Regions from separate parts of the Homo sapiens genome. Here region 2 is linked to region 1. The links are chromatin contacts, found by Hi-C or POLR2A ChIA-PET in ENCODE. All regions are on one chromosome and are shown on one strand. Each heading gives the region's core, a stretch centred on a gene start or an enhancer-like site at or near the end of the contact. The rest is flanking DNA. Distances are from core to core; before and after follow the strand shown.

Region 1 (6,836 bases), core at 2,614-5,113:
AACGATAGGTTTACAGCTCTTAGAAATTTGGAAACTAAAATATCTTACTAACTGAAAAAAGCAAAGCACAGAATAATACATAGAATGATACTTTTGTGTTTTTAAAAGCAAGTATCTTGGTTCCTAAATTTCCTATTTTTATTTATTTATTTCTTTATTTTTAATTTATTTTTTTTTTTTAAGAGGCAGGGTCTCCCTCTGTCACCCAGGCTAGAGGGCCGTGGCACCATCATGGCTCACTGTAGCCTCAAAGTCCCTGGGCTCAAGCAATCCTCCCACTTCAACTGACTGAGTAGACGGGGCTACAGGTGCATGCCACCATGCGTAGGTAATTTTTTTTTAATATATTTTTGTACAGACGGGGTCTAGCTATGCTGCCAAAGCTGGTCTTGAACTCCTGGGCCCAAGCAAGCCTCCTTCCTTGGCCTTCCAAACTGCTGTGATTACAAGCGTGAGCCACAGCATCCAATGGCTTTCACATTTCTAAAGCTTAAGTAGGTGAGTTATTTTATATAAATATTTTTAGTTAATAGGAATAGGAATTAATAACTTTTATTAATAATGGTTAGCATAGAGTGGGAGCAGAAGGGAGAAGTATGACAGGGGAAATTTTTACTCTTCATAATTTAAGACACGCAAGATATATAATACAAGAATCTCAGATACATTATGCAAGAAACTTGTATTTTTTCTTTGCCTTCTTCTATAAACTTTTAAAAAAATATAGAAAGTTCATAAATTATCTGGAAAACCTCCACCACTAATCTGTTCAATCAATCTCTCCAGTAGAGGGCATGGTAGGTTCAACACAGAAAATGTATGGTTAGGTTATCAGCCACTCTCAAACTGAGGTTTTGTTGTGCAACTTTTACAACCCACTGCATTGTTTCTTCCTCTACCACAGGATGGAAAATATGTGTCATCTTTATGTGGAGCAATTCTGTTTACCTAAAAGCCAGTTGCAACAACAAAAAGGGAAGTCATCAAAGATTCCAGCTTTTGTTTTACCTATATATACGTAAATATATGTAATGCATATGTAAATATACATGTAATACATATTACATATATGCGTGAAATATATGATGTATATATTCATGTCACATATATTACATGTATATGTAAATATACATATATTGGCCTGTCTTTTAAAAGACATTAACATGGCAAGTTTTTGAGGAAAAGGTTTCTATAGCAGGTACTGCCTTAACTCTTAAAATTACATATAGATACAAAAATTACAAGTTGATTTATATCCAGATTTATTAACCAACCACATAATTTTCAGAGAAAAATTAATTTTCTGCCACCTAACATCAGTCACTGATCTGGAAGGGTTTATGAAAAAAGCAAAGAATTATATTAAACACAAAAACATCAAGAATAATCTATATTTAAACCAGTTGCTTATGCAGGTACATGTATATTCACTTTCATTAATATATTGAGATGATTAAACTTCCTTGGCTTGGAGATATCTGAAAAGTGTAATTAATTATTATTATTATTTTAAGAGACAGGGTCTCACTCTATCACTCAGGTTGGAGTGCAATGGCACAATCATAGCTCACTGTAACTTGAATGCTTGAACCTCGAACTTCTGAGCTCAAGCCTTCCACCTGCCTCAGCCTCCCAAAGTGCTGGGATTTCCAGCATGAACCACAATACCCAGCCTGAAAAGTTTAAATGTTAATCAGTTTCCTTATTTTTCCTACGTATTATCCAGTGAGCATTTATTAAATATCTATAATGAGCTTAATCTTCTACAAATTTGTGTATCTTGTGTATTTGTGTACCTACAAATTGAAACATCTTGATATTTAATAGTACCTACATATTTATAACCTAATTACGTCTGAGTTAATCCTCGTACGATTTTTTCCATCTTGAACAGCTATGATTTGAACATTTCCTTTTGCCACACATATGCAAATCAGTAATAAACTTCCGTACAGTACTTTAGAGCTTAGAAAAGACCTTTCATGTAAGAGTCACATAATATCCTATGAGGCTGGCAAGAAAATACATGTTACTCTTATTACAGATGAGAAACTGGGACTCAAAGAGGTGTGAAGCTAGTGTCCCAACAGTTACTTAGCATTTACTGGATAAGCCCAGGCTCTAACTGGGTCTCCTGACAGAAGTCCAGCTCTCTCTCTCTGCTGCCTCTTTGTCAGAACTCCTGGCCTGCCAGCGAATTTAACTGTCTATGAGTAAATTCTAACATCTAAGGTTCTAAGTATAAAATATATTGAGGTTTACAGTGGTGAGAAAAAGCAAGTGTCTGCGTATTACAGACAGCTGATAAATACGTATTGAGTCATCAGAAAGTGAAAATAGATGTAGGACTATTATGCAAAGCATAGGAGAGGAAGAGCATATGCTTAAGAAAAAATGGCATTCCTAGAGTTAACAAGCATGTTTCAAAGTATCTATTACTGAAATCTACACGATTTTCCTTTCCACAATAAAGTCCACAACTGTTGTCTTAAATAATAACTGCAGGTTTTGCCCTCCAAGTCAAACTTGGAGCTCCAACTACTGGCAGCTCACCGTAAGAATATATTAATTATTTCCAATTTCCTTTTAAGAAGTCGAATACAAAGTAGAGAGAATATCTGCAGCTTGGTTGCAAAGCCGCTTAAACATTTCACTGGCTAGTTCTGGTAATATTATCCGAAATCAACTCATTTTGTGGTTGAGGTAATCTATTTGTCTTTACCAATCAAGTCGTTTTAAAACCTTCAGGAGTAGAGATGATACTTGAAGAATTAACAAATAAAACTTAATCAAGGAAACTGTTAACTCATTCTCCCCCCTACTTTTTGCCAGTTATTAAATGTTCTGGTAAATCCTAACTCAACAAGAATGACTCATGAGGAAATCCTGACTCCTTGAACTCACTGATTCTGGTGCATTACAGCTATGAAATCTCTATGTCTGCAGCTTTCTCTCCCACCATAAGGAAATCTGTGATTTCTATTTTGGCAGGAGATGTGACCAAGGACTCCTGAGGAATGACCCTATAGACAGACCCAGCCACGTGCCTAGTAGTGATCAAAAATGCAAACCCAATTAAAGCACTGTCTTCTGATAAAGTCACTTTCTCTTGTTCAATCCCTAATGTTCATTCTCAAAGTGTTCCAAGACGCCCCAGCAAGCTGCAGAGCAGATCCCACCCTGCCCCTGGGCAATCAACGTTTCAGGTTACTCCTTCCTTAAGTTAAGTGGCAGAGAGAAACGGGCGAGGGTCTCCCCATTGCCTCAGTTCACAGACCAGGGGGTGTCGAATGAGTCCTACAGCAGGACAGCAAACAAGAAATGAGGCGCGGGGTCAGGGAACGCGCTCAAAAAAGGAAGAAAAATCCCACTCTTCATTCGAAATCAGGCCACTGCACTCCGGCCTCGTGGCGGGCGACCTCCTCCTGCCAGGGAATCGCCGCTCTGGCCTCGGGCTGGGGAGCCCGTCAGGGTGGGTGAGGGAGCGCCGGCGCCCCCGCCGGGCCGCCGCCAACTTCGGCTCCCTCCCTCCGTCGCAAAGCCCTCGAGCCCGCCCGGCCGCCACGCTTCAGCAAAAGGTCGTGCGCAGCGGCCCACACTGAAGACTCTCCATCTGCTCCCACACCTGCCCCAGCTGGCCGCTGCTATGTGGCCCGAGTGCGCAAGAAGCCGGGGCCGCAGACGTCAGCAGCGCCCCGGCTTCGAGACCCTTCGGCAGCAGCCGTGACTGCCGCCGGCGGGCGCTGACCCATCCCCGTGCCAGTCTGCAGCCGACCAATCCGCGTCCTCTTGAGGCGGGGCCGGAGCCGCGAGGCCCCGCCCCCAAGCCGAGGCCTCATAAATGCTGCGACGCACGCCCAGCCGCAAACAGCCGGGGCTCCAGCGGGAGAACGATAATGCAAAGTGCTATGTTCTTGGCTGTTCAACACGACTGCAGACCCATGGACAAGAGCGCAGGCAGTGGCCACAAGAGCGAGGAGAAGCGAGAAAAGATGAAACGGACCCTGTGAGTATGGCTTTCTTCCCTCTCCCGCCACCCCCTGCCCCACACTGCAAGCTGCAAACGCGGTACTTTCGGGCTCGCCTTTGACGTTAGGAAACTAGCCTGAGCCTATGCAGGGAAAAAAAATCGAAAAGGTCAATTTGTTAAGTAAGGTTAAATCTGGGTGATGCTCGGGTACAGTTTAAGAACCGAGGGAGACAGTTGATATGAGGGCGGTGGTTGATGCGCTAAGAAATTGCGGGTTGGCTTTTTGTCCTCCTGCATTCAAAATGACATCAGAATCCTGCGGCTGAAGCGCGTCCCCAGCATTCATACGTTGCATGATGAGTTCTCATCAGCTTACACAGCTACTGGAAGGTGATGCTCTTGCTGGTTCTGAATATACTCGTTTAAAATCCATTTTTGTTTTTTAATTATAGAGCAGATCTCACCCAGTCCGAATGTGGAACAAATAATTGTTATGCAGCGTCTGCTTAAAAGAAGTGTCGTAGGTGGGGAAGGAAGAGCGCAGGGGAATCAGTCACCCACCTCTTTGTACAGTCTCTGGCGTGGTCCAGAACCTCCTGCTCTAAAGAGAGAAGCGTGGGCCGGCTCCAGACAGTTCCATGTCTGTCCTTTTCATTAAAGTGCAAAACGTCTCGGAATTGTAATTAACCTTGCAAACAAACTGATGCCCTTTGTGAGCCAGAAATAGTGTCTGCCTTTTGAACTAAATTCATTAACAATTCTTTAAAATACCCTAGTGATTATAGGTAGCCCTGCCCTTAGTTGTAAAACTAGTAGATACGGTCAGATTAATGGACGAAACTGCTCAGTACATGAGGTTTAAATGTTAGGTGGATAAGACTTATTTGAAGAGTTCTTGCTTTGCCTTATGCGGTTTGTCTCTAGTTACTGGGTGACTTTATTTGGTAAAAATGCGTTCAGCTGCAGTAGCATATTCAAGTGTTGCTAGTTAGTAATTATCTTTTTAATTTTTTGTTTTAGTTTAAAAGATTGGAAGACCCGTTTGAGCTACTTCTTACAAAATTCCTCTACTCCTGGGAAGCCCAAAACCGGCAAAAAAAGCAAACAGCAAGCTTTCATCAAGTAAGTTGAGAATCCTGTGCTTGCAAATATCAATAGTTAGCTGCTGAACTGAAAAGGGGAACTCTGATGTGCGTAAGCTAACATACAGAACCTCTCTTGCAGGCCTTCTCCTGAGGAAGCACAGCTGTGGTCAGAAGCATTTGACGAGCTGCTAGCCAGCAAATGTAAGTTAACTCTTGAGCTTGAGCCATTGCTAACATCGCAAAAGCCTGGAAAGGCTGCGTCCACCTAACAAAAGAGCAGCTTGCCTGAGGGGGATTAGACTGCAGTCACTATAGGATAAAGCCTGTTTTTCTTTCCTTTATTTCCCAGGGTTTAACAAATAAATGCATATATTCTCTCCAGGTGGGGAAGAAAATCAGCCTAAACAAATTAAAGTGGCAGTTGCTTATAGTTAAGGTTGAGTCAGTTTTTCCATTGCATACAATGTTTTCAAGAGGCTTAGTTCCCAGAGAATTTATGGCTCCCCTATAAATATTTACTTTGCATTGACAGCAAAGTACTTATATTTTTGCAGCAGAGTGCCAACATAAGCCTTTTGCCTACTGGTATCTTAGTCTTTAAAAAGCTAAATTTTGAGAATTACAGGTTTGAGCGAAATCTAGAAAATTCATTTAGAAATAATTAAAATGTGAGGGATAGGAGAAACATAAGGAATCATTTGGTCTCTCAGTTCTTCACATTCTGCATGCTCTCTTTTCTCCCCCCTTCAGATGGTCTTGCTGCATTCAGGGCTTTTTTAAAGTCGGAATTCTGTGAAGAAAATATTGAATTCTGGCTGGCCTGTGAAGACTTCAAAAAAACCAAATCACCCCAAAAGCTGTCCTCAAAAGCAAGGAAAATATATACTGACTTCATAGAAAAGGAAGCTCCAAAAGAGGTAAGGAAACAAGTTCCTAATTTCAGCACAATCTGGACATCTTTAGCACAAAAGTGAAACAAAGTAATCAAGGACAAAGCGGGCTAGGAGGGGTAAAAAGTCCCTCCACGTTGTAGCTTTCAGTTATGTTAAAGTTCTCCTGTGACTTAGCTAGTAAAGCTAATCACACATAATTTTTATTTTTTGTTTTCAAATACTAAATTTTAATCTTTAACTCTGAATACCAAATAAACAACTTTTTTGTTTTATTTCAGATAAACATAGATTTTCAAACCAAAACTCTGATTGCCCAGAATATACAAGAAGCTACAAGTGGCTGCTTTACAACTGCCCAGAAAAGGGTATACAGCTTGATGGAGAACAACTCTTATCCTCGTTTCTTGGAGTCAGAATTCTACCAGGACTTGTGTAAAAAGCCACAAATCACCACAGAGCCTCATGCTACATGAAATGTAAAAGGGAGCCCAGAAATGGAGGACATTTCATTCTTTTTCCTGAGGGGAAGGACTGTGACCTGCCATAAAGACTGACCTTGAATTCAGCCTGGGTGTTCAGGAAACATCACTCAGAACTATTGATTCAAAGTTGGGTAGTGAATCAGGAAGCCAGTAACTGACTAGGAGAAGCTGGTATCAGAACAGCTTCCCTCACTGTGTACAGAACGCAAGAAGGGAATAGGTGGTCTGAACGTGGTGTCTCACTCTGAAAAGCAGGAATGTAAGATGATGAAAGAGACAATGTAATACTGTTGGTCCAAAAGCATTTAAAATCAATAGATCTGGGATTATGTGGCCTTAGGTAGCTGGTTGTACATCTTTCCCTAAATCGATCCATGTTACCACATAGTAGTTTTAGTTTAGGATT
Region 2 (6,836 bases), core at 2,102-4,601, 610 kb after region 1:
CAAATGAAATTTAACGATGTCCATAAATAGAAAATGACATTGTGTGATGTCAACATAAAAGATGAACTTCCTGTTGACTTCTACTTATGTGGTCCAATGGGATGACAGATGGCAAGAGCAACGGCCAACTACTAGCTTTAACACCACATTAACTTCTTCATGGGTTATTATTTTTTTTGAGGGGAGGGGGACTTTTCAGCCTGTATTACTGCTGCAAGCAGCCTTATAACTGGTGATTTGTGGTGATTGCTCCAGCTGCTCTAGCTTTATCTAAGTTATACGTTCTTCCACACCAGGAAACTGACTGATGGCAGCAGAGCTTAAAATAACTCAGGGCATTTGGATTTGAAAAGTTAAAAGCTCTTTTATACTAATACAGCATTTGCTACTATATTTGAAAGTGATCTATCTACTCAGTTGGACAAGGCACAGTAATGTGCTTTATGTTATGTCTCCTATTATTTCTTTCTTAATTGAGTAGTGGAAAATAAATGAAGGGATATATGAATATAGAAACACATTTCTAGTGCAGAGACACATTCTGTGAAGCACTGGGGATATTATTCAAGAAATAATTTGAATGCCACACATAAAAAGTGGAAGTAGCATGGGTGAAAAAGCATATAATGAGACCCTAATAATATCATTAAATGATACTAGGAAGAATGTACAGAAAACTTATGCAATGATTTTGGATCTTGCCACTTTTTTGGCCACCTAAAGGTGGCCAAAACATTTATCTTTCATCTTAAAATATTTTGCTTGTCACATTATGTTCCATAAGTAAAATTATAGGACTATGCTGTTAAAAGGCCTCTGTATTGAATTGGCAGTACAATCTTTGTAAACACTTGTGGATTTAGGAAAATAACTTTTACGTGGAATTCACGGATATTTTCAAGCAGATAAGATGTGTTGATGATTTAAATCTAGAAAGAGTTTCAATAGGTAAAGATTAGATGAGTTAAAGGAGTGGCTCAGGGATTATGGGGTTAGGAGGAGATGAGGATGGTAGAGGACAGTGTTTCCAAACCTTCCACCGGTAAATCCACACCTTGACCTGTGTTCACGCAATCTCTTTTTCTATCTTGTGCTTTCCCTTATATCTAATCTTTCCCTTGTGCTCTGGACCCCATTCCTGCTTTCCATTATCCTTTGCCTCTCCCCTGGACCACTGCAATCCTATCAGAACAAACACACACATGCTGTGATCTTTGTCTTTGGCAAAAACAAAACCCAAACTTCCTGGGTCCCTATATTCCTATCAGCCATCTCTCCATCCTCAGCTCCCACTTCACAGCTTTAAGAGAGACAAAGATGTGAATCTCTCTTCCGTTACTGCCTTTCTCTCCTACTAACACCAGTGAGATTCCAGACATTATTATTTCACTGAATCTGCTGTAATTCACATTACCCATTACATCGAAGTTGCCAAGTCCACCGATTTCTGTCCTCATTTTTCTCCACTGTCTCTTAACAGCGCAGCTTAGAAGGCTCTCATGGCCTGAGCCCCACACTTTCTCTCATCCTTTGCCCCTCTCCTCTTTGCACACCATGTTTCAGTCACACTTGTCTTTTCTTAGGTCTTTGAAAACATCTCTACCAATCCCCTGCTGTTTTCTTGGCAGGAGAGAGCTTCTCTCTACTATTTGCATGGATAGTTTCTCATTGTTAGGTCGCAGATTTAATATCCTTTTAGAGATGTTTCCCCTAACTACTTTATTTAAACTCACCCCTCAGTTCTTCTGTATCTTAGCCCCCCCTTTTTTTTCTATTTGCCATTTACAATTTACTTCATATTGTTGTATATTTATGGTTATGTGTTTACATCTTTCCCCCATTTCCTTTACTAGAGTATAAACCCCATAAGCTATATTATGCCCTGTTCATTCTGGTAGCTTTGTTATCTAGAACTGTGCTAGATATTATCTATGAACGAATAAAAATAGGACCAAATTGATTATAGTCTATGTTAATATTACCATGGTTTCATTCCAATAAATAGGTCTTGTTTTGAATTCAAACAGTTAAATGAAAGATTCTCAAGCATTTTCTAAAGAGTTTCATTTTCCTTATATATGATACTGCTATAAATAAATTGCCTTTTCATTGAGTTTTTCATCCAAAAATTTTAGGTAGCATTTAAAAAGCTTTGGATCTCATAATAACACCTCACTTAACTGAATCTGCATGCTTGTATTCAGTCTAAATTAAGAAAAGGTATGAAGCCTGATGCACTGTGAAAGATGCTGAAATCCCCCACACTTTCAAGTTACTCCTCCCCTGTCTGTGATGCTGAAGTTCTGCCTTGCTCTAAATCTTCTTCTTCTTCCTCTTTCTTTCTTTCTTTTTTTTTTTTGAGACAAGTTCTTGCTCTGTTGCCAGTCTGGAGTGCAGTGGCATGATCATGACTCACTGCAGGCTCGACCTCCAGGGCTCAAGTGATTCTCTCACCTCAGCCTCTCAAGTAGCTGGGACTACAGGGATGCTCCACCATGCCTGGCTGATTTTTGTATTTTTTGTAAAGATGGGGTTTTGCCATGTTGCCCAGGCTGGTCTTGAACTCCTGAACTCAAGCAATCCACCCGCCCTGGCCTCCTAAAACGTTGGGATTATAGGCATGAGCCACGACACCTGGCCCTAAATCTTTTTAACGTCCACTTTCTGATGTAGTTGCAGCCAGAAATACACATTAATTGAATGCTTGTGACAGGGATCACTTCAGATAATATTTTGTTTATGTAATTAGCTTCCCTTAATTAAGGGTCAAACCTGAGGGACTTCTTCAACCATTGCTATCCAAACTTTGCATTAAATGCTTTTAGTTTTACTCACGGTAATTCTATTCCAGGACAGATAAATCCCACCAGGACATTCTGACCTGGTTCTGTCCCCTGTACACACAAACAGATAAACTCAACTTCAGCTCCAAGGTCCTCGTTTTTGACTTGTTCATCTTTTCCAAGGCTGAATTGCAGAGACATTGCTTCTATCTCGTTTTCATTTTATTTTCCCTTCTTAACTTCCAACTTTTTCTTTTTCTGATGCTGACATGGAAGCATTAGCTTGAAAAAGCTGTTGATAACTCCCTATATGTCTGGGAAGAGAAGCAGGATCTGACTGGGACATGTAGCTTTTACATTTCTCCTCTCCTTTAGCACAGAAATTCTTGCAAAACTTTCTTGTCATTTAGAAATTTTAGTAGGTATAGGGGCTTAAAGGAAAGGAAATAGAGAAAAGCTGTTCTTCATTAACAGGAGAAGACCTCGGGCTGCTGAATAAAGGAGAGCAGGTTGGGAGACAGGCAAGTGAGAGACAGGAGTTTGAGAGCAGTGAATTAGCAGAAGACTTGGAACTGAAAGAAAGGGAAAGTGAAAGTGCTGGAAATAAAGTTATGTGTGGGGTAAGTGATGAACACATCATATACTCATACTTTTCTTTACCTTGGTTTCACTCCTATCAGACAAATGCCTAGGACTGTGTGAATCTTGTCCAAATTCATCAGAGAATTTTTTTATTCTATGGGGAGGAAAAATGTATGGTTTCATGAAATACTTCTTGCCTTCCTGTCTTTTCCCCTTTCAATTCATTCTGCACCACGTATGGTTAGCGAACTGATTTCCTAAAACAGTCTTTCATTATGTCACTTTAAAATGGAAGAATCTGTAATGGTTCCTTATTGCCTATTGTATAAAGTATAAACATCTCATTTTATATTTTAACCACATTCAGCATTATTTCCTACTGTTTTTCCACGCATACCTTTTGCTATCTCCCCTAACTCTACACTTTTTCTTGGCTTTGCATTTTTAAATTCATTTCTATGAAACACATATATCTTTGATACCAACAGTTAGATTAGCGCTACCTGACTACAGATGATACAAACAAATACGACTAAAGTAGCAATCTTTATGTAGTTATTTTGCCTGGAAAGCCTTTTTTTCTTATTATCATAATAACATAAATTTGTGTAGTGTTCACATTTTCCAGTCCTTTATCGTGCATGGTCCATATCAGTACTTCTCAAAGTTGGATATGAGCAAGAATCATTAGTAAAGCCTGAGAGAGATTCCTGTGCCCCACTCCCAGAGATTCTGAGTCAACACATGTGGGTTGAGACCCTAGATTTTCCATTTCTAACAAATTCCCAGGTGCTTTCCCACACTTTCTATTTTCCTATGATGCTGATGGTTCAGGGACCATACTTTGAGTAGCTCTAGTCTATCCAATAACCCTAAGGAGTAGGCTGTATCATCTTCAAGATAGAAATGGGGAGAATGACACTCGGAGGAGCACAATTGACTAATCAATGGTCCTGTGACTTGTGAATTATAGCACTAGAACTCATGTTCTCTGAGCTGTGATCAAGTGTCATTAGTATCTCATCCTACTGCCTGTGTACAGTCTAAGGCATCATACATATTTATGACAGCTTTGAATGCTTAGCTCAATTCTTACTTCAGTCTGGCAAAAAAAAAGTGAGGATTTTTGCTTGTAATGATTTATGATACTTAGTATATACATTAGTAGTTCTCGAAGTTCAGTCCGTGTATTCTATGGGTCTCTTAGATCCTTTCTGAGTGTTTTAGAGTTTAAAGCTATTTTCATAATAATGCTAACAACATTGTTTACCTTTTTCACTGAGCTGACATTTGCAGTCAGGGTGAAAAAACAAGGGTGGGTAAAACTACTGGCACCTTAGCGTGAATCAAGGCAGTGGCACCAAACTAAACTAGAAGTCATTGTATTTCTTCACCATACATTTACAGTTAAAAAAAATGCCAGGGACGCTGAAAAGTATCTTTAGGAAGCAGTAAAGATTATTAGTTTTATTAGATCTCAACCTTTGTGTGTATGTCATTTTAACTTTCTGTATAACAAAATGGGAGGTAGGAAGAAAGTCCTTTGGTTTCATAGTGTGACGTGTGATGGCTGTTTTGAAGAAAAGCGCTTATGTATGTCTGAATTGCAAGCTAAACTAGCTGCTTTTTTCATGGCATGTCATTTTCACTTGAAGGGACAACTGACAGGTAAACTAGGGTTATCCTAATTTATTTGGCAGACATTTTCATAAAAATAAATGAAGCGAGCAGGTCATTTTAAAAAAGGAACTGATATTTTTTTGTTGTTGTCAATAAAAATATTTGAGCTTCCACACAAAAATTAGAAATTTGGAAAACTAGTATTTATCACCATAAGGTAGTCAGTTTCCCAGTACCTAAAGACTTTTCCAGTGAGACAGGTGGTGGTATTAACGAATGTGATTTTTTGACAATGTGATGAAATGGATCAACATTTGGAAGGCCTAAATAGTTCAGTGAACAGATACCTTTCATGTGATCAATGCATGGTTAACAAAAAGGTCTGTTTAAAGTGCCAAATGGACTAATGATTTTTAATGTAATAGAATACAAAAAGTTCATGGATGTGGTTTTCAATGTCACATTATGGTGTATTATCAAAGAAGAATAAACACAATTACCTGAAAAGGCTATTAAAATACCCTTTCCTTTTCTAACAACATATCTGTGTGAGGCCATGTTTCTTTTTTTCATAGATTTTAACCAATCAACATATTACAACAAACTGAATATAGAAGCAGATATAACGAATAAACTGTTTATGATTAAGCTGGAAGGTAAAGAGTATTGTAAAAGTGCTTGTCAATGCCGCTCTTCTCACTCAAGTATTTTGCTTTGGAAAATGTGGTTATTTTTTGAAAACAGATATTACTTATGACATCATACAATGGGTTTACATTGTTATTTTAAAGTGAATCAATAAACAAAATATTTTTAAAAGTCTCCATTTTATTTTCTAACATGGCAAATGCCAATAAATAAAACCTATAGAAATTTAGGGGTATAAAGGAACTCTTAGACTGAAAAATTTGAGAATTGTTGGCTGACTTTATGAATTTTGGTAATTGATTACATTCAGTATGTTAGTAGCATGGAAATAGAAATGGCCTAAAGTTAAAAATAACAACAACAACAACCACTTTGATTTTGGCTTTGTGAAAATTAAAAGCAATTCTCAGTTACAATGCTGTAACCAAGTGTCTGGAATAAAGAATCCTACTATGTAAGATACTTCTAAGCATTTTTAAGTTTGTGTTTTTAATATAATAATGCATATACATGAGTTTAAAAATAAAATTACATTTTAAGAGTCCTAGCCTAATCTTCACTACCTCTATTTTGTTTCTTCATGGGCAATTCTATTTAATTCTATTAGCTTTTTCTAATACTTACCCCCTTAATCTAGCACCCCTTCTGTGCTCTTCCAGAATCAGACAACCTCACTTGTCTCTAAAGAGTGTGGCTACTTGTTCTGTCACCTCCCCCGTGACCAGCCCTGCATAGGCTCTAACTAACCTCACTGAGCCATGACCGAACAACCTCTCACTTCCAGCCTGCCTCCTATGCCTCTTGCCTCATATCCAGGGCGTCCCTATTGACACTGAAGCAACACCTTGCTCACTTGATGACTGTGTTTGTTTATTTTTATTTTATTTTATTCATTTACTTTTTCAGATGGAATCTCACTCTGTCACACAGGCTGGAATGCTATAGCATGATCTGAGCTCACTGCAACCTCAGCCTCTCGGGTTCAAGTGATTCTCCTGCCTCAGCCTCCTGAGTAGCTGGGATTGCAGGCATGTGCCACCACGCCTGGCTAATTTTTGTATTTTTAGTAGAGACAGGGTTTCACCATGTTGGCCATGCTGGTCTTGAACTCCTGACCTTGTGATCCACCCACCTCGGCCTCCCAAAGTGCTGGATTACAGGCATGAACCACTGCACTCGGCCTGTGTTTGTTTAATTCACACA

The links. A loop is a pair of places that touch in the nucleus more often than their neighbours do. ChIA-PET counts read pairs that join two places held with the same protein, here RNA polymerase II (POLR2A). Pooled maps may share reads with other maps.
Region 2: a map of naive thymus-derived CD4-positive, alpha-beta T cell shows a loop between it and region 1 (24-fold over the local background). The contact joins the enhancer-like site here to the promoter of RGS2 in region 1. A Hi-C loop is called at or near these places in 2 of 168 maps with a recorded cell type or tissue (both naive thymus-derived CD4-positive, alpha-beta T cell) and 8 of 50 pooled maps. POLR2A ChIA-PET finds 5 or more read pairs at or near these places in 1 of 52 experiments (CD4-positive, alpha-beta T cell).

The regions. Positions count from the first base shown.
Region 1 is chr1:192,805,176-192,812,011 of GRCh38, forward strand. RGS2 (regulator of G protein signaling 2) reads left to right here and starts at 3,864. Exons shown (of 5, transcript NM_002923.4): 1 at 3,864-4,006; 2 at 4,991-5,092; 3 at 5,195-5,256; 4 at 5,806-5,972; 5 at 6,227-6,836. The coding sequence starts at 3,897. The coding sequence ends at 6,421. RefSeq lists silencers at 2,315-2,404, 3,341-3,550, 5,058-5,117 and an enhancer at 3,881-4,100.
Region 2 is chr1:193,415,245-193,422,080 of GRCh38, forward strand. No RefSeq gene overlaps it. Among named protein-coding and RNA genes, the nearest start is that of LINC01031, 110 kb to the left of the region's middle. Within about 2 kb of position 3,352, at least 7 of the 41 ENCODE cell types and tissues checked have a DNase peak (open chromatin) inside an H3K27ac peak, as active enhancers do; they include CD4-positive, alpha-beta T cell, where a contact is called at or near this core.